Regions from separate parts of the Homo sapiens genome. Here regions 1, 2, 3, 4, 5 and 7 are each linked to region 6. A link is a loop called in an ENCODE intact Hi-C map of the cell type or tissue named here. Cell type or tissue: endothelial cell of umbilical vein. All regions are shown on one strand.

What was found. Hi-C counts contacts between places; a loop is a spot of excess contacts. Peaks named below come from ENCODE experiments on the same cell type or tissue, not always from the same donor. Only the 100,000 strongest peaks of a DNase experiment are listed, where the experiment ranks them.
Region 1: a loop joins it to region 6, with 7 times the contacts of the local background. A loop is called at or near these places in 17 of 110 quality-filtered maps.
Region 2: it touches region 6 in a loop (2.0-fold over the local background); 3 of 110 quality-filtered maps call a loop at or near these places.
Region 3: a loop joins it to region 6, with 19 times the contacts of the local background. A loop is called at or near these places in 7 of 110 quality-filtered maps.
Region 4: a loop joins it to region 6, with 4 times the contacts of the local background. A loop is called at or near these places in 15 of 110 quality-filtered maps.
Region 5: a loop joins it to region 6, with 2.5 times the contacts of the local background. A loop is called at or near these places in 3 of 110 quality-filtered maps.
Region 7: a loop joins it to region 6, with 3 times the contacts of the local background. A loop is called at or near these places in 4 of 110 quality-filtered maps.

What each region holds. Positions count from the first base shown.
Region 1 is chr2:144,940,684-144,944,683 of GRCh38, reverse strand. All of the region lies in intron 3 of TEX41 (testis expressed 41), which reads right to left. Among named protein-coding and RNA genes, the nearest start is that of LINC01966, 61 kb to the right of the region's middle. In endothelial cell of umbilical vein, no CTCF peak of the experiment used is centred here; DNase peaks (open chromatin) are centred at 603 and 1,743; H3K27ac peaks cover 2,917 bases.
Region 2 is chr2:144,097,125-144,101,124 of GRCh38, reverse strand. All of the region lies in intron 6 of QTMAN (queuosine-tRNA mannosyltransferase), which reads left to right. Among named protein-coding and RNA genes, the nearest start is that of QTMAN-AS1, 160 kb to the right of the region's middle. In endothelial cell of umbilical vein, no CTCF peak of the experiment used is centred here; DNase peaks (open chromatin) are centred at 844, 1,284 and 1,584; H3K27ac peaks cover 363 bases.
Region 3 is chr2:143,511,240-143,515,239 of GRCh38, reverse strand. All of the region lies in intron 9 of ARHGAP15 (Rho GTPase activating protein 15), which reads right to left. Among named protein-coding and RNA genes, the nearest start is that of ARHGAP15-AS1, 260 kb to the left of the region's middle. In endothelial cell of umbilical vein, a CTCF peak has its summit at 1,974; a DNase peak (open chromatin) is centred at 1,949.
Region 4 is chr2:145,005,154-145,009,153 of GRCh38, reverse strand. All of the region lies in intron 3 of TEX41 (testis expressed 41), which reads right to left. It overlaps LOC100505498 (a long non-coding RNA gene), which reads right to left and starts at 2,753. Exons shown (of 8, transcript XR_923410.3): 1 at 1,670-2,753. RefSeq lists an enhancer at 1,119-2,318. In endothelial cell of umbilical vein, no CTCF peak of the experiment used is centred here; DNase peaks (open chromatin) are centred at 1,373 and 1,693; H3K27ac peaks cover 2,100 bases.
Region 5 is chr2:145,206,211-145,210,210 of GRCh38, reverse strand. The region is part of intron 6 of LOC100505498 (a long non-coding RNA gene); the gene reads right to left. Among named protein-coding and RNA genes, the nearest start is that of LINC01966, 330 kb to the right of the region's middle. In endothelial cell of umbilical vein, no CTCF peak of the experiment used is centred here; a DNase peak (open chromatin) is centred at 2,140; H3K27ac peaks cover 243 bases.
Region 6 is chr2:144,518,160-144,522,159 of GRCh38, reverse strand. ZEB2 (zinc finger E-box binding homeobox 2) reads left to right here and starts at 2,041. Exons shown (of 10, transcript NM_014795.4): 1 at 2,041-2,221. It overlaps ZEB2-AS1 (ZEB2 antisense RNA 1), which reads right to left and starts at 2,546. Exons shown (of 4, transcript NR_040248.2): 1 at 2,486-2,546; 2 at 2,050-2,201; 3 at 1,875-1,945; 4 at 1,261-1,406. LINC01412 (long intergenic non-protein coding RNA 1412) reads right to left here and starts at 292. Exons shown (of 3, transcript NR_110570.1): 1 at 234-292. In endothelial cell of umbilical vein, a CTCF peak has its summit at 1,914; DNase peaks (open chromatin) are centred at 959, 1,929, 3,099, 3,359 and 1 weaker place; H3K4me3 peaks cover 2,301 bases; H3K27ac peaks cover 2,214 bases.
Region 7 is chr2:146,310,981-146,314,980 of GRCh38, reverse strand. LOC105373667 (a long non-coding RNA gene) reads left to right here. Exons shown (of 3, transcript XR_923422.4): 2 at 1,645-1,710. Among named protein-coding and RNA genes, the nearest start is that of LINC01911, 520 kb to the left of the region's middle. In endothelial cell of umbilical vein, no CTCF peak of the experiment used is centred here; DNase peaks (open chromatin) are centred at 1,880 and 2,230; H3K27ac peaks cover 222 bases.

The DNA of each region.
Region 1 (4,000 bases), 420 kb before region 6:
ATGAGAGCTTTAGATAAAAAGGAGTAATAAACAACAAATCTACAGAGGAAAGCACCCTCTGCAATGTTGTAAGCAAGACTCCGGGTACAGGAAGATATTTTCTCTCTGTATTTTGGTAATTTAACAGTCAGTGTGGTTACAATCTTGAAATCAGCCTGAACTTCTATGGATGAAAATGCTACAGAGTCTCAGAATGCCTCCATGGAGACAGGAACAAGGAAAGCTAGAGAAGGCTCTGGGTTGTGAGGAGTGGGTGGGGGAAGCCATCCCCCAAAGACCTAACCACTGAGAAATATTATAATTTGAATAATTTTTTAAAATTAAGCCTATTGTCAGATAACTTGGGGTGATAAATCTTTCCATTCCCCAACTTACTTTCCTAAGAAACCTCGTGGCATGGCAGCAAACACATCCAACAACTATTGCCAGATAATGACGAATCTCTGATATATTTTGTCACATTGCAGTCTATGTTGCTAGTTTCATATTTACAAGCAAAATTGTTACCTCAAAATATGAAACACTGGCATTTAGAGAAATATAGAAATTACTCACTTCCCTGGAATTCTGCATGACAAATTAGAACTATGCTTTAACTCTAATAAGTGTAGCTGTAACAGTTTTCATAAACATTCTTGAGATGTTCTTCTGGAGTAGCTTTATTTTGGCACCCTACTTTTCCTGCTTAAACAAATGAAAAGGTTGGCTGATATTGTCAAAATACAGCACTTCTGGTGAACCAAGAGCCATTTATTAAAATAATGTATTGATGCAGTGTCATAAAACACAAAATCATATTTCTGCAGGAAAAACCTATTACCCTAAGCCAAGATTATTTTATTTTAAAAGAAAAATTATTACAGTTGTCGATTCTGAAAGTTAGATGATGTGGTTCCGACCTTGGCCCTTCAGAGACTAACCAGGCAGCTTTTAATGCACCGTAATATGTTATGTAAAAGATATATTTGTATAATTAACAAGCCTTGTCTTAGTAGAAATGCATTAGCTTCAGGTAGATTCTGTATCTCTCATGATTCAAAATGACTAACTTAATAAAAATACAAATGTGATTTTCTCTAGTTGTGCAGAGACATTAAATAACACATAGCCAAAGTGTGACAAACACACAAACACACTCTCTCACTCTCTCTCTCTCTTTCTGTCTGTCTCTCTCTGTCTCTCTCTGTCTCAAACTCCTCCTGCAGGGTCAGGGCTCTCCAGAGCTAACCATTTTCCTGACATCGTCTTAATCTTGTCCTTTGTCACAGCTCTGCACTTTTTGCTCTAAAGGTTTCTGCACTAAAAAGTGAGGAGGTGAAGCCATAGTTCAATTCAATTTATTTTTATATTGCCTCTCATACAAAGGCTCTCAAAACGCTTTACAGTAAGAGATAAAATAATCATATAACACTTGCCCATATTGGAAATAGCCACAATCACCCAGACGGCAAGGGGGTAAAGCTATGTGCACAGTCATGGGTCAAAGTCCCTGGCGAAGCACCCCTCGTTTAGAAGCCATATAAACGAACATTTCAGCAGGGTGACGTGGCCATATAATATCACTTGCTGAGCCCCACATTCTCAAGGGACAAGTAAGAGGCTTCATTTTTCTATTCAAATAAAGCATTATCTCTCATAAACCTATGGTGATCTCAAATGGTGACCAGCTTCCTCTCATGTGCAAATGAAAGAGTCAAAGCAGGAACATGTTTTCTTTCTATTGTTGCCAATTACTTTAATCACACATGATTTATGGCTTCCTGGAAAGCAGTTATTCTGGGCCACCTCTTTTCATTGACCGTGTTCCATATTTTGGACCCAAAAGGTAAAAGAGAAAGGAGAGTAGGAAGCCCAAAGTGAGTGGTATTTCTTTTAGTCAACCTATAGCACAGAAGAAAAAAAATGCTTCCACTTGAGACTGAAAAACTCAGAATGAATCACCGGCACTCTGGGGCAGGAAGAAGGAATGAGGGAGGGTAATAGAGAAAGAATTTTTGCTAGATAAGGCAGCCCAAATTAAATAATAATTCCCATTGAATAAAAAACAAAACAAAAGCTAAAGTCTGGAAAGCATAATGAATAAACCAATGCTGGGAAAAGGAAATTAGGTCAAATCAATATATCAAGTTTGCATGGCGCTTTTAATTCACAGAAGGGTTATTCTGGACTTGATGTAAGGAAACTGGAGATGTTACTATGCTCTGAGAATGACAGAGTTATACAGTATAAGAAGAAAGTACACTCAGCAGATGAAAGCTACCACGTTTGCAAAGACCTTCTTTTACAGTGCAAATAGCAACTTGAAATCACCAGACCCCAGGGAAAGCAATTCTCAAAAAAAGAAGCTTCTCCCCTGAACCCCCACTCCACCCTCATCACATGGTTTCTCAAGTATGGAGACAAAACGTTCTTTGTCCATAAGCGTATTATTCAAAAAGTGTGCAAATCAAAAGAAGCCTATGGCTCCAGAGGAATTCACGCTGTTCATACCAGTAAATAATCCAAACTGCATTTACTTGGAAGCCTGTTTCTAGAATGATGTGAACCTTTGGTATCCTCTACTTCTTGCATCGAGCCACATCTTTATAATACATAATAACAAACAAGAATATATTGTAACTCATTTTTTGACCTTTTAATATTTCTGTCACTGATTGTCAGAGTTGAGAACTACTCTCTATCCTGAGGTGATGGATTATTTAATTAACCATTGACCTTTTCCCAACATTTGTTGACAATGAGCACAGTCCCATGAAAGCTGCCTGCTTTGGATATTGGTCAATTCTGTGTTGTCAGTAGGAGCATACCATTTTTCATAACTTAGATCAAATAACTAGAATTACTTTGTGCCATGTATTTACCTAAACCTATTTTCAAATGAATTCATGTATGTTTCCTTTTAACTATCTAATAGGAAAGAACAATAGGTTTACTGCACCTTTTTAAAGCATACTCCATGTTAACAAACACATATCAGGTAGAACTTAAATGAGTCAACCTACAGAAAAAAATGTCATTTACTATTTATGAATCTTTTGGAAAAAGTTGCAGTCACTTGTTTCTAATGCTTTGCACATCTCCATATCCCCAATTGAATCCGACTTTTTCTAGGGAATAAGATCCCAAGAAGGGTGTAGCAGACTCTTTGAAAAGTTCTTCTAGATGTTGTTTATAAGTTCCATTCATCAGTAAAAGAAATATTCCTGCATTTTTTCCTAGGGCTTATTTTCTTTATAGAAGGTGATATGGTTTGGCTGTGTCCCCACCCAAATCTCATCTTGAATTGTAGTCTCCCGACAGGTCATGGAAGGGATCAGGTGGAGATAATAGAATCAGGGCGTTTTCCCCCATCCTGTTCTCATGATAGTGAGTTAGTTCTCATGAAATCTGATGGTTTTATCAGGGACATCCCCCTTCACTGAGTACTCGTTCTTCTCCTTGCTGACATCACGTGAAGAAGGATGTGTTTGCTTCCCTTTCTGCCATGATTATGTTTCCTAAGGTCTCCCTAGCCCTGCGGAACTGTGAGTCAATTAAACTTCTTTCCTTTATGAATTACCCAGTTTGGGTATGCCCTTATAGCACCATGAGAATGGACTAACACAAAGGTCAAAAAATTATGGTAGATTTTGGCTAAATAGTAAGATTTGAACCTTTCATCTCCATGACTGACTTGTTTGTGTACCTGCGGTGAATAGAATCTTCATGTGCCCCTCCAACAGTCCCATGCCTACCCACCTCATTCCAGAAAGGATTTTTGTCTCTGATGCTGGTTAAGGCTGAAAGTGTTGCAAGCACTTCTGCAGATCCCTCTGCTTCCAAGATCCTGTAATACCATATTTCAGAGAAGGGGAAACATTTTCAGAGGAGCTATTATTGGCTTGGTTGTCATTATTCTTGTGTTCACTTCTCAAATATTTGTTTTGAGAACATATCATAACATAAAGGGGTTTAGAGCCAGACAGTCCTGAGCTCAGGATCTTAGTTCTTTTTCTTTCTG
Region 2 (4,000 bases), 420 kb after region 6:
AGGCCAAGGCGGGCGGATCACGAGGTCAGGAGATCGAGACCATCCTGGCTAACATGGTGAAACCCCATCTGTACTAAAAATACAAAAAATTAGCCAGCGTGGTGGCAGGTGCCTGTAGTCCCAGCTACTGGGGAGGCTGAGGCAGGAGAATGGCATCAACCCGGGAGGCGGAGCTTGCAGTGAGCTGAGATTGTGCCACTGCAGTCCAGCCTGGGCGACAGAGCAGGACTCCATCTCAAAAAAAAAAAAAAAAAAAAAAAAAAAAGAAAGAAAGACTAAATGAAAGTGAATTAGCAATCAGTATGTGAAATATTGTAGCCAAGTCTTTTCAAGGAATTCCTGAATAGATGAGACATTAAGCAAGTTAATTTCTAAGTTCATGTCTAATTAATTCTCTGATAGCCTACCTGTATAAGTAAGTCAACACGATGTGCATATAGAAATCAGTAAGATTAATACTGGATGTCTCCAAGTATAAATTCAGAATATATTGATAACATTGGATATTATCCTGTTTCTAAAATGTGTATTTTAGAGGAGGAGGAATTTCAGGAACTTCCTGTATAAGGAAGAAAATTTAAGTTCCAATGGTTATTTTAGCCCCAATTCAATTCAATTATTAGTTGAATAACAGCCAAAGTGATTTGGTGATGTATATGACTTACAAGAATCAAGAATAAATCATTTTTCTATGCTTATTCTAGTGTTACTTAATTTACTGTGAACAGGGCTGTATTTAATCTTTCTTATTTGAGTGGCATACACAAGCAAGAAAACTTGGTGAGTCATTTGAATAATCTGGCTGGTGTAACTGTGAATATTCTTGGGAATGATGGAAAGGTTAAATGCTTTGAAACACGTGTATTCTGAGGGGAGCACTGAGCTGCTGCTCTCTAGTTTCACTGAGAGCAGAACTTGGGCCAGAAGTACTAGCTGTGTTTTATAGAGCTTAATACACTCCCATTTCAAGGTGATTGCCAGTTATTATGTGATCATGAGAAGATAGACTTTAATTTCAGGGAGCATTAGCGTCATCAGCAACAAGCCTTTTTGCATGTGGTGTACCAGGTGCTGCATAAAATATGTTAAACTCGCATTCCACTTGCTCTCTACACACGACGTTAAGAGTGAGACAGACTATTTTAGATATAAGCAACTCTGAAGGGTAAAGTGACTAATAACAGCAGCTGAGTCACGGCTTACACTTGTATACCATGTTCTAGTTTACAAAGCTCTTAAGAGAGCAGAACATTCCTACCTGTAGGTGATAGATTCTGTGAGGCAGAAATGTTTCTGGTACCAGTTTCCTTGAAGGGAATTGAGTCTATTTTTATTGAAGAATCATAAGATGCAGCTTAAAAGATGTGGTCACAGAAGTGTACCCCAACCAGAGAGGAAATTCCAACTGGAAATAAGGAGCTAGACCATTTTGGTGAGTTTTGATGTGGAAAGGGCTTGAGGAAGATCAAGGTACAGGATACATGGAAGATTTAATGAAGCATACAATGTGGAAAGAAGGAGACGTACACAATTACGGCTTGAAATGCAGTCTGCCAAGTTTATTCAGGTGTCCAGTGCGTTATCAGTAGTGGAAAAAACAACCCACATTTCCTTGCTTGAATACTTGTTTTTCCCTCATACCCTAGTCCTTTCGTTACTCTGGACAGAGAGTACATGACTCTCCTTTTTGATTATAAGACTTTGCATCTTTTATCCCTGTTGTTTTCCAACTCTCTTCCTACTTAGATCTAGAATAACATTCTGTCTTCTATTTACTACATTTGCATCTTTAAGAAAAACAGTACTTACTGGTTTTTGAAAAGTACCATACTCTTCAAAAAGTGTTGTGAATAATATCACTTGTATTAGACTACTGAGTCATTTATTTTATATGATACATTGTGGTGAGATACTGTCTTTGTTTTATGTCTCCATTGCTTACTTTACTGCTGTCCCAGACAGATGTATAGGGGAAGCTTTTAAATTAAATATAGAATTATAAATGCAGATGCATATGTCATGTATATGCATGCCTATTGTCAGTTGACTTATGTATATTCAGCCATTTGATTGTTAGGTGCTTATATATGGAGATTCTGTCTTTGATGCCTTTTTAACACTCTACAGCATCAACATCACTCCTTTCTTGATTTTCAGTAAATATTATTAGGGAGCAAGCAATGTGTAAAACACTGGAAAGGGAAATCAGTGCGGAGCTGTAGCACCATCACTAAGCTTGGCTTAGCACTCAGCTTAAGTCAGTTTTTTTTTTTTTTTCTAAGAGAAATAGGTTGTAATTTCTCCTCATCATCTATCTTGTTTATGTTAAGTGCCGTTTACCTTAGGGAATAATTTCTCTAAAGTGAGAAAGTCAGAGTTACATTTTGACTCCTTACTTTTTTTTTTTTTTGAGACAGAGTCTTGCTCTGTTGCCCAGGCTGGAGTGCAGTGGTGCGATCTCGGCTCACTGCAACGTCCGCCTCCCAGGTTCAAGCGATTCTCCTGCCTCAGCCTCCCGAGTAGCTGGGACTACAGGTGCATGCCGCCACATCTGGCTAATTTTTTGTATTTTAGTAGAGATGGGGTTTCACCGTGTTGCCCAGGCTGGTCTCGAATTTCTGAGCTTAGACAATCTGCCCGCCTCGGCCTCCCAAAATGCTAGGATTACAGGCATGAGCCACTGCACCCGGCCTTGACTCCTTACTGTTAAAGGAACTTTAAAAAACAGTTGGCAAATGTATGGTTAGATTGAACCTGGATAGAATCAGCGTCCTTCTATGTACTTTACTCACATTGTTGAGCTATGTTAGCACATTAACAAATGAGGTTTATCTCTTCGAAAGGTGACATGGAAGTATTGGGTGTGGCTTATGTAATTACTGTCTAAACTTTTGAAAACCTAGCTTGGACCCTTAACTGAAAATTTTGACGTATTGGTTGTGAGCCTTGCTTACAGAATGCCTCAGAATAAACTTGGAACTTGAAGGTCAGTGTAGAAACTCATTGTCAATTCAGTGTGGAGAAGCTTACATAGCACCTCCGCAGCCAGGTCTGGCTCACATTAGTGCTACTAGAGCCTCAGCCTTGTGAGTGCTGCAGCTTCTTGTCAGAGAGGAAGGAAACTGAAGTGCAGAGAGACAGAGTATACAGATGACAAGGCAAGCCTTCAGACCGCATGGAGGACTTAGAGATGCTTGAGAGAAAACTAGAGAGTCTTGAAATATAAGCTTCAGTGTAAACATCCCCAAAGACCAAGTGGATGAAATTGAAGGAAAAGATGAGGAACTTGGAAGAGGTAGACAGACAAATTTGAAACAAGTGTTTCTGTGACTGGAGGAGCAAGCATAAAGTGGTTTAAAAGCATTGCTGAGGAAGCCAGATATGTCAAAATCAGAGTTTCTTGACAGAGGACTTAAAGCTGGGGGCAGTGGGGAGAGTATTTTTAAAACCAGAAGGAAGTTGCACTCATCACCCTATTGAGAGTATTCAGCACCTATATTATTGCAGTGGTTGCACATGTGTATGACATCAAGATCGTTCCCTCCCCTTCCCACCCTCCAGCCCTCAGTGATGGGAGGAATTCCGAATAGGTTTGAAAACAAGTGCGTGAGTTGGAACTTCAAACTCAAACAGACACACTGGGGACAAGAAACCACAGAGACAGTTAAGCAGAAAGAGGGTGATGAAGTGAAAACCCCCACTGAGTGGTCAGTAACTGCAGTAGCTGAACCTGTCAACTCCTCATGGAGTAGGAGTCAAGTATTTCTATGGTTAAAGAATACCAGAGGTCAAGTGAAGAGAATCTGTAGAAGAACAAGGGTGGATGAATGGGAATAAATATTTTTGAAATGCTTTAAGTAGTAAGTAATTTGAGTATTGGAATTCGAAGTAAATGTGTTAGCAGATAGAACATAATACTGTGAACAGAGAAAGGAAAATCCTGTGAGCATAGAATTAGGAATCATTGCATTAGAAATCTCAAGTAATGTGTGGATTGTAT
Region 3 (4,000 bases), 1.0 Mb after region 6:
TTGAGAAGGTTTACTTGGTAGCACTTTGTAAAGAAAAGGGAGGGTGGGGGGGTTAATATAGTGGGGAAGATGAAGCACAAGGAGATTAGTTAAACGACTGATGTGATTACCTAGGAAAGATGTTACGAAGACCAGAATCAGGATAAGGGTGTGATAGGTGTAATCACTGTGCACAATCCTTCTTGTCTTCTCTGAATTAGATGTATACATTCACCTCCTTTGCCATGGAACCATCTCGTACCACCCAATAGAGTGTGCAGTGTTTATTTTCCCCCATTTCTTTGATATTGGGCTCGGCCAAATGTCTTCTTTGGAATGATGTGAGTGGAAATGTGTCAGTTCCAGACTGAGGCCTTAAGACGCATTGCAGATTTCTACTCATCCTCTTGTTTCTCTGCTATTGCCAAAGAAGAGCTTCCCTGGGGAGCTGCTGCCCCTTCAGCCTGGGCTCCAGAATACATACATATGGCACAGAACTGAGGGCAACCCTCAGTGAAGAGACAAGTCCAGTCAGACCTGCAGCTTAAAGCAGAGTGGCCCAGTCAAGCCTGCACCACAGACACATGAGAAATAGATGCTCGGTGTTATATGCCACTGAGATTTTATGTTTGTTTGTCATGTAGCAATAGCTTACTCACATAGGTGGTGATGAGTCCAGGTTTTTGGTGAAATATGATCTAAGCTATGCTGTGAGAATGAAAACAAAGAGGGTTGGCAGGACATGGAAACTAAAACTGGAGAGTGAACAAAACAGAAAAAAAAGTTCTAAATTTGCTAAGAATGTGGAGTTATGCCTTCAGTTTAATTTCAATCCTCAGGAGGAGTCTCAAAGAAAATTACTTTCACCTTAAAATTTAAATTATTTATGCCTTACCAAATTTTATGGCACCTCTTCTGCATTCTCTCCAGATTAACCCAATTCCATCCAATTCCATTCAGTGACTATTTAGTGAACACCTACCATGTGCTCCATATTGTAAATAATGCAAAGATTGCTTTATTCATTCAGTAACTATTTCATGCAGGTTATAAGCCAGACACTGTGTGCCAGCCTGAAAATGTAATGATGCACCATCTCCTACAGTTTAGGTGGACAGAATAACTGTCACAAGCAGCTACAACATAATATGACTAATGCTATTGCAGATACGTGTAAAAAAATAGTGAGGGTTTATTGTACACTACACTAAGCCAAGCAGGGCTCAAAGTACTTTATATATTCTAACATTTAATTCTCACATGCACCTGCAATCCTTTGAGCGTGTATACTATCATCATCTTCATTTTACAGAAGAGGGAACTAAGGCCCAGAGATATTGAGTTATTTGTGAAAGGTCACAGAGCATTAGGCTCTTGGGGGAGGGAGGATGGGGACCCGAACTAAGACAATAAACCTGTCATGGCAAGAAGGAGTGATTCAGTCGGGTTTGGCAAGTGGGTGTAGGAGGTGAGCTGATCCACCAGGTAAAAGTGACTGCCAAGTTCCTTGCTTGACTGGAGAAGACAGAGATGCAGTTACTTGAGGGTCTTGAGAATGGAAATGGAATTTAGACATTAAGGAAAAGTATTTCAAATGCAGCAGAATGGTTATGAGAGATCAAGATGAAAAATGTTCGCTGGATTTTGGCAATTTCAGGATATGAGTGACCTTAAGAAAAATGGTTTCAGTAGAGGAGTGAAACTGAAAAGCAGATAGTTGTAATTAAGACTTGAAGAGAAGGTGAAGAAGTAGAGACAGCAAATAGACTCCTATTTTAAGAACTTTAGAGGTGAAAAGGCTAGCATATGGGGACTACTTAGTTATAAGTGGAGATAAGACCTGGAAGAGGATTTTGAATTGGGATGGATAGGAGAGAATTTCAGCTACAGGGTATTTTTTATTGCCACGGAGCTGGGTGAAGTACACTGCTGATTATTTTTAGCGGTTATAATGTTGGAAGTGGGGGAGGTACATTACTGCCACTTACTGGTGGTCCAGGCAAGTGCATCCAGTCCCTCACAAGGGAAAAACTGCCATTGGTGTCTTGGTGAGTAAAGAGCCTAGACATCTGGAATTTCACTAGCTAGAGGGCAGATGTTTGCTTTCCCCAGTTACCAGCAAAGCCAAAACTGTTCTTCTCACTTATAGCCTCTCTTGAAACTTGCTGTACTCACCCAAGAAGGTGGGGCTCTGGAGTACAAGAACCTAGTATCTCAGGTGAACTTGGTTACATCAAAGGTCACCATGTGCCCCAAGCTTGAACAAAGCAACGCTTCTTCTACAAAATTTAGAATTTGGATACTGAGAGACTGAGGTGGTTGTTTCTAGGGATGAGAACTCTAGGCTGCCTACACTTAAACCCTGGGGGCTGGGACAGCCAATTTGGGAAGATGCTTATGTGCCGCAGATGAGCGGACACAGGAACTAGTTTGCAGGGAGAGGCAAATGGAACAGATCCAACTCAGCTCCTGACTTTCCAGTGCCTACTCCAGGCACTCTGTATCCTTGCCATGGCACTTGCCATACCCATGTCATGAGCTCCATAAATACCATGAGATCCCCTCCCACCCATTTTAATAGAACTCTTGAGTAAATTTCTGTTTATTGCAAGCAAATACACCTGGCAAAAATATGGATGTAGCATTGGACAAACGTTTCAAGAAAGGGATTACAGTCACAACAGGACCAGGTCTGGCAAAATAGCTCAATGGGATCCACTGCTTACAGATGACACTGGCTAGGAAGAGTATGGTAGATATCAATTGGTTTTGCTGGTCCTGTGTCTATCCTCCTATTCTCTGGCAAGAACACCCTGAGATTCCCTTGGGGATGGTCCTTTCTCATTTTGCTGCCATTTGTTTTGGGTAGTGTTGACTCCACCCTCTCCATCTCCAGTGACGAATATGCATTTTATCTTCTTGGCCACAGTAATTGGTTCAGGCATGAACATGTGGCCCAAGTGGATCCTGTCAAGTAAATCCTGAGACTTTTTCTGATGTTACTGGGAGAGAGGAACCCTCTTTTTATGAGAGATATTAAACTATGAAGATATGAGTCTGATCTTCTAGACGCTATGCTGCCACCTCTGGAAGAGTGGAAAACAGAGCTGAGTGATGGAAGACAAATATATTTGATAGCATTTTGAACTCCTAGATCCAGTCATGCCTGAAGCTATCCCTGTCCCTTGGACTCTTCAATTAAGTAGCTAGTAAATTCCATTCTGACTTTTACAGTTTGGACAAGTTTCTGTCATTTACAGTGGAAAGAATGTAGACTACAACATTAGCCCTTGACAGACAATGAATTAAATAATTGAGAAGAGATGATAATGCACATCACATGGCTTTGCAAAGTAAATAGTGCTGTCCAAAGAAAGGAAATCAGAGATTTAACTACACTGTCATTGTTGAATTTAAGTGCTGTGGTAGGATTGCTCTCCATTTGTAAATCTAATACACCTAGAGTTTCATACACCAAGGAGGACAATTCAATGATAGAAATCCATTTGAGCCATGGAAACTTCTATCTTAAAATAGTATAAAAAAAGGGAGGGAGAGAAAAGGCATTCTGCTTTCCAGGCAAGCATTAATGAACTTTGTCCCCTAAATGCTCATGTCTCTTGTCCTGGAACAACATTAAGGATTATTTCTACTCTCCTCTTCAAAAACAAACAAACAAACAAACAAACAAAAAAGAACACTTCCAAAACCCTGAGCTCCTGACTTCCCACCTATATTCCCATCTGTGTGCTTACTGGTAATCCTTTCTTCCTCACTTAACAACCATAAAAATATGCATATTATTTAGAAAGCACCTCTTGCTAGGGGTGCCAATATTTTTGGAATCTTCTGCAAACTCCTGTGACCTTGGCCAGTGTGATCATTCTATCTTCATCCCACCGTTTCAGCACTTAATGATCAGGGGTGGCAGGATATACATTGATTGGGAAAAAAAATTCATTTTCTGCAATTTTTCTTTGAAAGCATCTTTTGGTGAGAAAAATAAATAGACCCTCCACAT
Region 4 (4,000 bases), 490 kb before region 6:
TTTGAGATGGAGTCTCACTCTGTAGCCCAAGCTGGAGTGCAGTGGTGTGATCTCAGCTCACTGCAAGCTCCGCCTCCCGGCTTCACACCACTCTCCTGACTCAGCCTCCCGAGTAGCTGGGACTACAGGCGCCCACCACCACACCAGGCTAATTTTTTGTATTTTTAGTAGAGACGAGGTTTCACCGTGTTAGCCAGGATGGTCTCGATCTCCTGATCTCGTGATCCACCGGCCTCAGCCTCCCAAAGTGCTGGGATTACAGGCGTGAGCCACTGCACCTGGCCTGCCCTATCTAGGATTTCTTATTGGGGTTTAAACAATTTCTCTTCTGTGGTGGTTAGACCTATGAAAGAAAAATGTTTTATTAAATATATTTTAACATTAGATATGTTCATACTTTGAAATATTTATAGATTGGGTAAACATTTTTCTTTTATATGTCTAATAAATTGCATTTTCCTCATTACAAGAAAAAGTTTTCTCTATATAATATCTATCTATCTAGCCTATCTGTCATCTATCTATCTATCCGTCCATCCTACATGGAATGCCAATCTATAGAGAAAATCACTGCTACAACTTTAGTATATTTGCTGTTAGTGATTTACTCTATAGAAGAATACATATATATTTAAAGGAAGTTGCCACAAAACTGTGTTAGTTTCTTATTCTTTTTTCCCTTCACTCTACATTAGTTAAAACCTTATCCCCATATCATTGGATATTCTTTAAAAACACAACTGCAAAATCTTTAATTAGATGAACATGCTGTAGCTGATTAACTGTTCTCCTGCTGTTGGACATTTAAGTTGTTTTCACTTTTTCTCTGGCAACAAAAATCTTACCTAATGAATCTTAGTGTACACCTACGAACATGACCTTAAAATCAATTCCTAATATGACAATTTTAAAGTTCTTGACTTGTAGTACTACAATGCCATCCAGAAAGATTGTGTAAATTCACTCTGCCACCAGTGTAAAAGACTGCCTATTTCATATTAACACAGTGATGTGTATGACATCAATATAATAGTTGGCCCATCACAAGAGATTACATGTTACTCCCTAGGAAGCAACAGGGGAAGTAGTGTCACTGTAGTGTCTAGTTTTCTCTATTGTATTATTTGAGAATGCTTTAAAGCTTACAACTAGGCACTCTGCACACCCCTTATGCACACACACACACATACACACACATACAGCCCCATAGTCATACACATACAATGAACCTTCTGATGATGGCAAACAGACTCCCATCAACACACACACTCAAGGAAGGGAGGACTTTTCTGAGACCATATGGCTATAAGCCAGCTGTCACGAGGCCATGGACTGCCAGAGTGAGTCTTCAGGGGATGCCTGGTTGAGAAAATAGTTTATAAGATGATAGAAGTGTTAATGTGGTGTAGATAGAAGAGATCTTTCCCTTTATCTCCTAGAGAAAGAAAACTGCTACCAGGAAATGAGGCATTTTCAAAAACCCAGTAACAACAACTAAAAGAAAAATTTGCTAATTTTGCCAGCTAGCACAAGGAACTCGGCCGCCAGTCAAAAAGCTGTGTGTCCAACTCAGAGCTGGATTCACTTTAACAAAAATTTCCCTCTTCAGCCACCTAAGTGTCTGTTGCATTAGGCAAGAAGCCAAGGTGGGGTAGACACAGTCACTCACATGAAATGTCCGTTTCCATTTGGATCCCTGTGGCCCTTTCCCATGTCATGGTGAAAAAATGCTTCCTCTGCTTGGGTGTTTTCAGGATAACTTGGTTTGAGGAGGAAGTCGGATCTGCTGCTCACAAGGCGCCCATAGGAGGCAAAGCCACAGCTTTGCACGGTCAGAACCAGGCTGTCCCTGCCTTAAAAAAAAAAAATTCCTCGCCCACTCGTACCCATGGTTTTGATGTTGAAAGAAACCTGTTGTGGTTTAAATGACTCGGTCAGTTCTTCTGGGATTTTCCGAAGTTTCCTATAAAAAGACATCTGTGGGAAATAAATGATTGCATAATCACTAACATATGCCCGTTTTGCTAAACCTGTTATCTTTTTGGTGCTTTGAATTGCGTTGTCCTATCTAGTGAATTACTATATTTTAATAATTTTACCTTTTAAGTAATGATGCTGATTATAGTCATGTTTTTTTAAACCTTTGATCAGTATGTAGTTAAAGAAAAAAACAATACTACAAAAGGTAAGGCCATGATGTTTATGCAGCAAAATTAAAAGGAAAGTGTGATAAATGGTGGGGAAATAAGGCAATTACCCAGATACATGGCAGATGGAGGAAAAACTTGATTCTTCAATTACTTGTGTACCTTAAACAATATTATTTTTGGCCTGACTTGGCATAAATGCCTCCAATTTTTTCTTTGGTAGCGTGGATCTGGTTAATTAGCAACACTATTCATCCTTTTCTATCTATCATACACACAGAATTTCTTATTTTTTACTCAAAAAAATTAAAAATTATTGCTGGACTCAGAAAACCATCTTTAAAATTAGAGAAAAGCTGGAGACAAAGCTTAACGGCCAACATATCACACTGAAAGGGGCTGGTAAAAGAAATAAAATGGATGTTATTCATTATCTGAGGATGAAGATTACAGATGCCTGATCTTCAATTGATTAGATGACTTATAAATGAAGAATTCCAAAGGCTGCTATTCCTGGCAGCTATGAAGCAGAGCATCCACAGGTTTATTCCTTACTGGTAGTACCAAAGATCCTACCAAAAAAATGAGGATAAAAGCAAGCCATCTTAAAAAAAAAAAAAAAAAAAAAAAAAAAAGGCGTTGACTATTACCATTTTTGCTGAAAGGTGGAAAAGCCCAATAAGCCCAATAAGGTACTGATGGTTGGCCAGAGGGGCACGTGTGAGCATCCAGTAAACTAAGCCTCTGCAGCAGGCTTCAGCAGAAGTGAGGCCCAGTAGCTCTCAACTCTAGCTGTATATTAGAATTACCTAGGGCACCTTCATCATACTCATGTCTCAGGTCTGTTCTACACCAAGTAAATAAGAATACATACATTAGACCAAGGCACTGGTGTGTTTTAAAACGTTTTAGGGTGATTCCAATGTAGAATCAAAGAAAACAATATGCATGCTCTTATGGAATCCAGGCCTTCTCTATATTAAACCACACTTTACTTGACTGTGGATACATTTTAAATGTACTACCATTACAATTAGACTAGACTGTAAGAGACTTTATTTTGCTACTGTTCTATCACAGTACCTAACATGCTTGGATTATAGTAAATGTTCACTGCATATTTACTGAATAAATACAGGAACAATTATAAAACAACATTTGTTTTAATAGTGAATGATTATTTTACACATGATGAGTACATTATGAGAGGAAATTCTTACCATAGGGCATTACTATTCAGAGAAAACGTTATGAAAATGCTGAATCTTTGCCTGGACCTTGAAGGCACTATGAAATTTGGTTTATGAAGAGGAGAAGCTGCAGGAGCAGAAATTGGAAAGACTGGTGCTAAGCACTTTGCAGGATAAGAACTAAAACCACACTTAAGGAGTATCTATTATTGCCCCCTGAATTCAAGCCAGAATATCTGAACATGGGAAAATCTACACAATGTTAAGGGAATTCTAGAATATATTAAAAGATAGATGGGTTACAAAATAAAATTTGTGATCACATAGAAATAGAAAAGGATAGGCTATCTGTTACTACAGATAACAAGTAACATTTCACTAACTTCATTTTAAAGGAATGTTTCTAGTTTGGGAGATTAAGAAAAAGCAAAATAATACTTCTTGATTCCCATCAGAAATTACACATCCTATCTTTATTGATAAGATAGAGATTGTAGGTTAAATTATGGGACAGTTAAGACGAGTCATATCTTAAAGGTTTCATATCTTATTTGTAGCATAGTAGTAATGTGCAGTCAAAATTGCCCTTGAAATTGTTTTTAATGTGTCCCAATAAGAACAATACAGGCAGTTTTTCCTCCAGCTATGAAACTAATCATTTTT
Region 5 (4,000 bases), 690 kb before region 6:
GGAACTTAAACAAATTTACAAGAAAAAAAAAACAAACAACCACGTCAGAAAGTGGGCGAAGAAGATGAACAGACACTTCTGAAAAGAAGACATTTATGTGGCCAAGAAACACATGAAAAAAAGCTCATCATCACTGGTCATTAGAGAAATGCAAATCAAAACCACTGTGAGATACCATCTCATGCCAGTTAGAATGGCGATCATTAAACAGTCAGGAAACAGATCCTGGAGAGGATGTGGACAAATAGGAATGATTTTACACTGTTGGTGGGAGTGTAAATTAGTTCAACCATTGTGGAAGACAGTGTGGCAATTCCTCAAGGATCTAGAACCAGAAATACCATTTGACCCAGCAATCGCATTACTGGGTATATACTCAAAGGATTATAAATCATTCTACTATAAAGACACATGCTCATGTATGTTTATTGCAGCACTATTCACAATAGTAAAGACATGGCACCAAGTCACATGCCCATCAATGATAGACTGGATAAAGAAAATGTAGCACATATACACCATAGAATAATATGCAGCCATAAAAATGGATGAGTTCATGTCCTTTGCAGGGACATGAATGAAGCTGGAAACCATCATTCTCAGCAAACTAAAACAGGAACAGAAAATCAAACACCGCATGTTCTCATTCATAAGTGGGAGTTGAACAATGAGAACACATTGACACAAAGAGGGGAATATCACACACCGAGGCCTGTCAGTGGGTGGAAAGCTAGGGGAGGGACAGCATGAGGAGAAATACCTAATGTAGATGATGGTTTGATGGGTGCAGCAAATCACCATGGCTCGTGTATACCTATGTAACAAACTTGCACATTCTGCACATGTATCCCAGAACTTAAAGTATAATAAAAAAATTAGTCATACATTATTTTGCCATTATTCATCAGAGTTTTTCAAAACAAGTTTAAATATGGGTACCTACAATACTATTCAAAAATATATATACATAATTTTTAATAATATTCCTATAAAGAAATACTTTCATTATTTAAACATTTCAGACACACTTATTTCTCACATAAAAACAGTTAAGTAACAGTATATACAACTCAAAAATATTATTTTTTATTTTATTTATTTAATTTTTTTTTTTAAGACAGAGTCTCACTCTGTCACTCAGGCTAGAGTGCAGTGGCGCAATGTCGGCTCACTGCAACCTCCACCTCCCAGATTCAATCCATTCTCCTGCCTCAGCCTCCTGAGTAATTGGGGCTACAGGCGCGTGCCACCACACACAGCTAATTTTTGTATTTTTAGTAGAGATGGAGTTTCACTATCTTGGCCAGGCTGGTCTCGAACTCCTGCCCTCAGGTGATCCTCCTGCCTTGGCCTCTCAAAGTGCTGGTATTACAGGCATGAGTCACCATGCCCAGCCTACAACTCAAAATTATAATAGGCATTTATTATCAGGCACATTTGTATTTTTAATAATTCAACATTGTTTAATTGCTTTTTTGGAGTAAGGCAATGGGTAGATGAGTTTATTCTTGGGACAGTGAGAATGGTGTTTAATAATACCATAACTAAATTACTCAGTAACTACATAACGAAGTACATTTTTCTTTGTGTTTAACGACCTTGAGGACAAATAATAAATCAAAATAGCAGCTCTAGTGAGGTACCAAAGGTCAAATATTAAAATACCTTATTTCGTTAGAAGCAATATAATACATGCTGAGTATCCCTTATCCAAAATGCTTGAGATGGAAGTATTTAGGATTTCATATATCATATTTTTTTTGCAAATTTTGAAATATTTACATTATAGTTACCAGTTGAGTGTCCCAAATCTGAAAATCCAAAATCCAAAACCCTCCACTGAGCATTTCCATTGAGTGTCATGTTAGCACTCAAAAAGTTTCAGAATTTCAGATTTGGGATGTCCAACCTGTATCACATTCAACAGTGAAGTAATATGTATTGAATGCAATTGTTTTTGGGGCACAAAACAGACAAAAATCTCTGACCTCATGGGATTTATATTCTAGCAAGTACAGGACAGTCATCTGAGTGGCCTTGGACCAAACCAGTTCTCCCCCATTTCTCACTTGTCTTTCTCAAGGAAAACTATAGAATGTGCTGAGAATGCTGCATCCTAAGATAAGGCAAAACTGACCAGAACATCTGGGGCTCTATTCCTGTCCCTCCTAGAACAGGATATCCTTCCATGCTTTAGCCACATGTCATTTGACCCCCTAGGTCGAAAGCCCAGGGTGGACTGCTTTTGGGGTACCTCAGCTGTGGTGTGATGTAGGGCATATACAGATGAGATTCCATTAAATGAGGCAGCTTTCCTGAGCCCTGGAAACCGGCCCGCCATGAATCCTAGGTTTCCACAGTCCCTTGCTGCCTATTGATGAGTGATAAAGTTGCTTTGCTTAACTTGTCATGTGATTGTACTGTCTCACCAGACTCATGCAAGTAGCATAAATTGCAGCCCATGAAGCATGGGATGAAGTGGTAGCCAGAACACAGGGAATTTGCTTTACAGCAAAAAAAGAAAATTTTATTTAACATTAAAAGTCAGCAAATTGTATAATCTGTTAGAAGGTTGTGCTATGAATAAAGGAGAAAAAGAAGAGCAAGTTACGAGGGAATGAGACTATAAAGTGTAGGGTGTGTATTACAGTATGACATACTCAGTGTAGGTCACCCCATTCAGCAGGTGACATCTGAAAGAAGTAAAGAGAATTAGCAATGTGGAGATCTAGGAAAAGGGCAATCTAGGGAGAAGAGTTAGTGCAAAGGCCCCAAAACAGGAGCAACAAAGCCAAGGCAGCTGCAGCAGAGTGAGAGGAAGGGAGCAATAGATGAGGTCACAGACGTCACAGGAACCAGATATTTTAGGTTACAGTTCAATACACTTTTCTGAGAAGAGTCCAATAGTAACTGTTTTAGGTTTTGCAACACACAAGATGTTTGTAGTAACTATTCAATTGCCTACGTAGTGTGAAAGTAGCCACAGGTAATAATGCACAAATGAATGTGAGTGGCTATGTTCCAATTAACTTTATTTATGGACACTGAAAGTTAAATTTCATATAATTTTCACATATCATACATTTGCAAAATTCTTTTTCAACCATTTAAAAATGCAATGTCATCCTTAGCTCATGGGCTATTAAATCATGATTGGGAGACAATATGCTGACATTTGGTATAAGAAATTGTTAGGCATTGCAAGAACTTTGGTTCTTAGTTTCAGTGAAATGAAGTTTCAGTCTGGGATTTTCAGCAGAAGAAAGCATGATAGGTCATATACTTTCAAAAGATTGCTTGGGCTGTGATATGGTTTGGCTGTATCCCACCTAAATCTCATCTTGAATTGTAGTTCCCATAATCCCCACATGTCCTGGGAGGGACCAGGTGGAGGTAATTGAATCATGAGGCAGTTTCCCACTTCCTGTTCTCATGATAGTGAGTTAGTTCTCATGAGATCTGATGGTTTCATAAGGGGCTTCCCTCTTTGCTGGACACTCATTCTTCTCTCTCCTGCTGCTCTGTAAAAAAGGACACGTTTGCTTCCCCTTCTGCCATGATTGTAAGTTTCCTGAGGCCGCCCCAGCCATGCTGAACCATGAGTCAATTAAACCTCTTTCCTGTATAAATTACTCAGTCTTGGATATGTCTTTATTAGCAGCGTGTGAATAGACTAATACAGGCTGCTATGTTGACAGGAGAGTGTATGGAGTAAGGATCAAAATAGAAAGAACTGATAAGAGGCCGATAGAAAATTCCAGGCAAGAGATGATAGAGACTGAGACTGGGATGGTAGCAGTGGAGGTGGAATGAAGATGTCAGATTCTGGACCTGTTTTGAAAAGGCAGCCGGTCATCTTTCCTGACCAATTGTATAAGGGGTATGAAACAAAAAAGAGGCCTGAAGGTTGGCTGCTGAGCAACTGGCAAGAATAAATAAAGACACTGGAAGACTTCAACCCCGTCTTGATGTGATATCAAGCAAATTACATAACTCTTCC
Region 6 (4,000 bases):
TTCTATAGACACTTTATCTGTGATGGGGTGGGGGGAGAGAGTTAATTTATCCAGCAGCTATTTTCATTATAATAAATACTTAAATTAGGAAAGAGGTGAGTAACCAACTGTGAAAATCTACTTTCTTGCATCCTAGAACAAGATCTAGCTGTGGTCGTGCTAGGTAGCTATTAACCACCCCCACCCCACTCCCCCGCCCCGCAAAAAAAAATACAAAATACAAAGACGTATACCTCTGGGAGTGTGGATGTGGCAACCCATGTGGTGGCTTGTCCCTCCTTTGAGTGCAATTGCCAGTGACTCTTGCATTCAAAGTCTTGCTTTAGGCACACATTCAAAGCACAGTTCAAAGCAGTTTATCTTAATATAGTGTTGGATCAGGGTATTATTTGTTTCAGATTTCATCAGACTGGAAACAGGAGGGTGTAACATATTTAACAATATTAAAGCTTAAAAATTGGTGTGAGGCAGCTCTCTGGTCCTCTTAACACCTCCACCTTTACCTTTCCGAAGAATCCTAAATGCTGTGAGGCTAGAAGTTTATTTGTGCTCTGAGGTTCTCAAGCACTTTCACTCTTTAGGAAAAAAAAAAAAGTCTCACAGTTATTTAAGAAATTGAGCCTGAACCATCCGAGGATAGGAGATTTCTTCCTTTTCCGATAAATGCCTGTGCTCAGCATCCTCAAATTTGGCTGTCTTTATTTACTTCTATATTAGTTCCAATTATGTGCAGTGTAAACCAGCTTTTTGATTAACAAAACAGCAGAGCATTGGTTAAGAACACTTAAACTTCAAAAAAATTCCCCTGGGAAGTGGGCTCTGAATTGGTTAATAATGTGCAGTACTTGCTAAATTGCTGACTTCCAGATGTGGAAAATATCTTTCTTGTTTAGGACCTATGTAACCTGATTGGATTACGACAGAAGCGTCACGTTGGAAGCTTTTGAGTGATTATTTAATTAACCATACAGTAGAAAGCTGTATTCTCCAGGAAATCCCTTCCATATTTGCATAACCAATCCCTTCAGAGCAAAGGTGGAGTCTTTTCTTTTTAATCTTACTTTAATTGTAATATCAAAAAATATATACTCCAAAACTTAGACCCCATGCCGTTTAATATCATGCTCTCCCTTCCCTGCTAAGTTTCTCTATGGCCTTTCTCGTTTCTCCTCCTGCCTCCCTACACACTCTCCCTTACTTTGTAGTGAGGTCTCCCCGAGGTGTAGAGAGATTCAGAGATCGGCCAACCGAGTGTTCTATTTTAATTTACTTAGAGACCCTTTATTAAAATGCCAAACTACTTTTTAATATTGGGATCCAGTCCAGAAATTCATCATGCACACACCCTAATACACATGCCCTAAGATGCAGCTCCCATGCAGCATTTTTTTTTCTGGCTCTGGTACCTAAAAAGAAAAAAATAACAATAAGAGAAAGGGCAGAGAACTTTGTTCCAGAAGCTGTACTGAGATACCTACACAATTTGATGTGCATCTCAAATCTGGTCATTAGAGATATCTGTATAAGAAGAGACTATCTGGATTGAGGACCCGGGATCTTTCCCTTTAACTTTCGCCCCTTGGAGTTCTCCAGTTCTGTGAATGGTGTGCACCGTTTTCCGCCCTGTACTCTGTAGGATTTAGTGATGAGGATAATGATGCCAAAGGCTTGACGGGCGGGGAGGGGGGGGTGGAGGGGGGGAGAAGGGAGGGAGGGGGGAGGGAGGCGAAGGCGAAAGGGAGGGAGAGGAGGAAGGGAGGGAGGTGGAATTTCATTTCTTCCACTAAAGCGTTTGCGGAGACTTCAAGGTATAATCTATCCCAGATCCTTTCCCAGAGAGAAACTTGGCGATCACGTTTTCACATGATGCTCACGCTCAGGGCGCTTCAATTATCCCTCCCCACAAAGATAGGTGGCGCGTGTTTCAGGGTCTCTCGTCTCTCTCCTACAGAAAAGAAAAAGAAAAAAATGTCATTAGAAGAGGCGTAACACGTCAGTCCGTCCCCAGGTTTGTGTTTCCTGGAGTGGCCGAAAGAGATCAGTTCTAACCTGCTCTGCAGGAATAACGGTCCTGCCTCCCGACACTCTTGGCGAGGTTTTTGTACAGTTTGCTCCGGGAGCTGTTTCTTCGCTTCCACCTTTTTCTCCCCCACACTTCGCGGCTTCTTCATGCTTTTTCTTCTCACCATTTCTGGCCAAAACTACAAACAAGACTTCGCAGGTAGGTTTTTTTTCCTCCCCTTTTCTCTCTTTTTATCCCTTTTTGGTGTGCTCGTCCTCCATCCTCCTTTTCTAATTTTCTCATTTTGAGTGGGGATGTGAGTCTGAAGTGAGAAGGGGTGTCCGTGGGTAGGAATTTCAGGTGGGTTTAGCTCCTTTATGGCAAGCTTTTCTCAAGAGTGGCTTCTTCGCTTTCTCTTACACTCACACTCTCTCTCCTTGCTTTTCTCTCCTTTTTCCCTCCCCCAAATAATTTCCCCTGTACCTGTTCATTCAGGTAACCAAAGGTGTCCTTTGCTATCCAGCCCAGGAAAAGTTTTATTGAGAATTATATGGCTGGAATAAAAACTCATCAAGGGGAGAGGTCCTGCTCTATTTTCGCATCTAGTTCCAATTCATTATATTCAGCAATTAGGACTTGGCAAATACCTGTTAATAATTACAAAACTTGGTCAGTTACAGACCTACAAATTCGGGGGCAAGTCTTTCTCTTAGACATGGCAGTTCATCCTCTCCCACCGAGAAGGCTGTTTTCTAAGCAGAAAGTTGTCTGTTTTTGTCTGCTTAGCGAGTTTCATTTCTTTATTTCATTCTTTGTGTGTGTATGTGTGTGAAGTAACACCTCACTTCTGTGATTATAAATAAAGAAGTGAAAGTCCTCATGGAACTTGAGTCGTTTACCAAAGTGGAGGGGGGGGCACTACAGCTGGGAAGAAAACTGCTGTCAGGATATCAGGGTTTTAAATTAGGATAACTTTTAAAATTGTATTTTTAGTGGCAAAGTAATATAGACATGGATTTAATAGAAGACACATACACACATATATCCCATTCCATACTTTGGCACTGAAAAGTCGAGAGAGAGATAGCAGGAGTTCCCAGGAACAGTGATGAGCCCGGCTAACATGAATGTGTTTATCTCCCACCTACTGATATATTTTACATGCTCCCCCTGTAATGATGAAGGCAAGATTACTAACTCCAGACTTAGGAGTAACAGGCAAAGATAAAGTTTACAGCACAAATGCCCTGTCTCTCTCTCTCACACACACACATGCCCATAAAACTAGCAACTTACTTTATTAAACATGTATTTATATGCAGTCGTGTGTCTCAGGATGAATATAGACAGGCCAGCTGTTTCATCCCAGACACTTGTGTGACCATTTCTTTATTTCAGGATTTCCCCTAACAATTTCAAATCAATAGGACAAGGAAAGAAATGATAAAATATGTCAAACTTAAAAGTCTCCTACTATGTATGCCTAGGTAAATTTAAGGTGCTTTCTAAAATATCCACTTCCCCTTCTCTCTGCCCCCCTCCCTTCACCCCTCTCAGCAAATGTGTGGAAACTGATACTCACTTTCCAGGTTTTCTGCAAAGCTTCTAGCACAGGAGACAATAGGTGTGGGGCGTGGGGACTGAGTGTGCCCGGCAGAGAAAGGGTTAATGGCCCTTGTGTTACAGTTTGCATCTGTTACATCTTTTATAGCCCCCTGTTTAAACTAATCCTCGAGGCACAGCATCTTCCCAACCTCCACCGAGTTTTCAGGATTCTCCTCCTCTCCTGCCTGCCTCCGAGGTCCCCCTTCTCCAAGTTTTGACAGTTTCAACTGAAAAAATGCAGCGCCTCTCTCGATTTTTAGGTACAAAAGTTTCGAAGCCAGAAAGGATACGATCATTTAGTAGAGCTTAAAAGTATTGCCGTAGTGGTTGGACTTTCTCTTTCCTTTCTTAAGGGAAAAAAAAAATTCTACTGGAACTATTTAAGGGAACCAG
Region 7 (4,000 bases), 1.8 Mb before region 6:
AGAGATTGCTAAAAAAGGTCCAGTAGTTCTGAACATTTGACTTCAGGAATAATGCTCTCACAATGATGGCATAAGAGAATGTATAGGAAATGGGTTATTCATCTGAAAACACCTGAAGGACTTCAAAAGCATTCATTAAAGTAATACACTGAAATGACTTCTGCAGAATATAAAACACAATGTTATTTTATATTGATTGATTGTTTCTGAAAGAAGAATTGTTAAACCAAGAAAAAAAGTAAACTCATAAGCACATTTAATTAAATGAATCTTACTGAAAGAATCACTTGCTTTTTGAATTTTTGGGACTGTTAGATATTATCATCTTAGATTCTGTAGGTAAAATCACAGCGTATTTTCTTTTCACTTAATTTTATCTTCCAAATAATTAGCATTACTCTTTTAAAATAAATAATAACACTTTTCCCCTTAAAATAACCCCAAATATTTGCATGAAACCAAATTCCGTTTGTTAAAATACTGTTCTAACAAACTGTCACATTTTAATATCTATAAACATCTTTATTTATTTAAACAGTAAGAGAAATAAATTCAGCAGAGAAAAATATGTCATTAATGTCATGAAAAGAAAGATCATATTAAAGAAAAATGTCTTTGACTATTCACTAATCGTGCATTATATGAGATTGAGATGGAATCCATTAGGCATAATATGAAGAGAGGAAACATATCAACTTCATGTACAAAAAGGAGTCTCTCAGACAATCTATGTGGATTCCCCAATCAAAAATAGAAACACCCACTCACATTGATTAAAATTTAATAGTGATTTAACTAATCAGGATGTTTATTCTAAGCAATTACATAGTAAGGCTAATTGTTAAATTTGTACAGCTTTGTTACTCTTGATCCTCCAGTGACATAAATTTAAAACGGGTTGAAGTTAATGACTAAGGGAATATAAACAAAATGGTTAAGTATTTTAAAATATTAAAAGGCTTAAGAACATGCTGGAGTAACACAAAAAGGTTTATTTCACACTGTGAAAATCGGACTTCCTGTGATGGATTTTGCACTTTCTGTTTGTAGAGCTATAAATTGTCTTAGGAAGGTCCTGAATTGGAGATCTATTTTTAAAGATATAAAGTAACTTTAAACAAAAGAAAAAGTATAAATGGAATTATTAACATTGTATTTGAGTAAAATTTTAAATGAAGTAGTTTGCATTTTATGCTTATATATTCTTGTGCTTATGTGTTTGTGTGAGTTTTAGGCATGTTGTTTTTAATTGAGTATTTTTCACCCAGGAGATATTGTCTATTTTAGAAAAAAAAATGAACAATGGACCAGATATTAATGTAATTTATCATTATATGGCATATAAAAACACATGTTAAAAAGCAGTTTTAAAACATAGTGATTTAACTGTGAATAAAAAGACTAGGCTTTTAATAATAAATAGCGTCAAAGTTTTATTTCCATGAGAAAATAGTTAAACTCCATAAATATTAAAGCATTAGAAGTTTTTTATTTTAATATTTAGGTGGTTTATATGCTATGTTTGTGTTAGCTAACTGGATATTAATGTATGCTTTAAATAGTCCGCTCAAAAATCTAGAAATATATATAAATTATAAGAAGAATAAATATTTACTCAGCTAAATTTATTTTTATCTCTTTCAGTTCCAGAGTTTGAATGTATTTCTTTACATGAAGAGGACCTAGGGATGAAAAAGTGAATTCAGTTTTGTAAGTATTTGTGATTCAATACCTCCTCCCAATTTCCTGGTTAACTGTAAGGTCATTCCCCAAACCGCAGGGCATTGGGGAAATATACAATTTTGGAATCATTATATCATTTCCTGTCCTATTTCCTGTCAACTGTTTCTGTCAGAAATGGCTAATCATGACCTATTTTCATCAAGCAAGAAAAGAAGCTAAGTCAGAATTATGCCGTTGAATTAAATCTTTTTCCTAAATGTAGTTATAAAATCTGGACTAAAGAGGGCAGGAGATACTCTATAAAAAAACTACAGAAGCCCAAGAAGAAATCTCTATGAGAAAATCATCCCCACATTTGAGCATATGATAAAGTGATTTATTTTCAATAAACTCTGTATAAATGCTTTAGTTACTTTGATGCAGTGATTAATGGGAGTTTCAATGATATTTGTAGGTGTGAGATTCCCTCTACACTCAATGTTCAGCCTACTTCATTGCGTTTGTATTGGCTATGAATGTTTCTTAAACATTCTTCTAAATTTCCAGCTGTTTCCTTCTCAATACAGGAGCAAGGAAGTTAATAGTGGCCTGTCACTACAAAACATGTCATTCATTTAGTGTAAAATATGAGGTCTTTCTAATCTTTACTCCACCCTCAAACTTATTTTTAAAAACACTTGACAACATATGTCATAAATGGATCTTTCTCTAAATCAAAGTGGATTTCTATGTATATACCAGCTGAAGGGACGTTTAATCTCTTCAGTAAAAGTCCATGACCTTCTTTTCCCTTTTTTGAAAACTTTTATAAATATATAGAGCAAAACTGAGAATCTGAAACCAGACTGCATGCTGGGAAATAAATGAATGATCATGATCATCATGTGGAGATGTGGAGGCACTATTCAAGGAAAATTGCTGAATAGAAACCAGGCACTACAACTTCTTCCTTCTTTACTTTCCAGTGGCACAATTTTATTTTAGTCTATAGATTTATAGTTAATCTGACATCTTCATAAGCATTTGTAGATATGAGGTACTTAAGTAGAAAGAAGAAATAGTTTTGAAAAGAATTATATATTTCATGTAGATATTATGTTTTAATTAAAATACCACATTATTTTTTCTTTGTATGTATTTAGTCAAGTTTTCACCATATTATATCTTAATTATCCTAATTTAGTTTACTTCAAAATAAAATTTAACTTCTAACTGAGAAGGAGGTTATACGAAATAATTATTATACTTATTATAGTGGATCTGTATGTTATTTCATTGAGTAAATTTAAACTTGAGCAGGCAAAAATAAATGTCAAGGTGCTTAACCTTTATTAATAGGATAAAATTTCAGGTAGCTGAAGATAGTCATATATAAAGAGTTTAACACTGAGTATAAATGTCTGGAAAATTTAAATTGCTTTTATTTGGGCAGGTTTTATAATTTCTCACCTCTCAGCACATCAGAAGTAAATATTGGCCCTGCACACTTGGATCCTTCTAAGCAGTGGATGCTTCTGTCAGGCTGAGACTAAGGTAAATAGTGGCTGATTTTCAGAGACTAACCTTCAGCTGTTAGATGAATGAGAGACATTGTCACCCACAAAATCACAACTACATGGGCTCTAGGCTATTTTTGTCAATGGCTGTAAATGCCTCTTTTCCTTAAATTGAAGTCAAAGAATCTAAGGCACCTCCCTAATGTCTGTCATTTGTTTTATTTTTCTGTCTTACGGAGATCAAACTTTTGGTTATTTGGAGAATTGGAGAAAAAGAGGCCCTTTCTGTTATAATGGAAAATAACTTACTGGTAACAGGAATAATCTCAATGATTTTATGACTTCATGTACATAGGTAAATATCACTTTGCATCCTATATAATACATTTCACATTTCCAACAGTGAAAAGGATTTTTAATGAAAAGTTTTTTCCCAGCTGTCTTTGGACCGAATATGAAGCCCAGGAAATTTCCAAAATGAGGTATTCTGAACATTTTATATAGTTAAATAAAAACATTCCATGACCTTTGTTGATCATAAAGTCTTAGGAATCTATGACTCTTAGATTCTTGATAGCATCTGGGTTGTTCTGGGTTTGCTGATGTTCAGGTTGTCTCTGAATTACATGGTGTGCTGAGAATGACACCCTCTTGGATTTGAACTTGGAAAATTAGTAGCAAACTTAACTGTTATCCTCATATCTAGATGAAGGTTCTGCAATAGTTACAGTGATTGCTTTAAGGCTACATAAGGTACTTCATTATATGCAGTGGCCTTGTGAAATTTACAGGATTTTTTCACTTGCTGAAACATATCATGT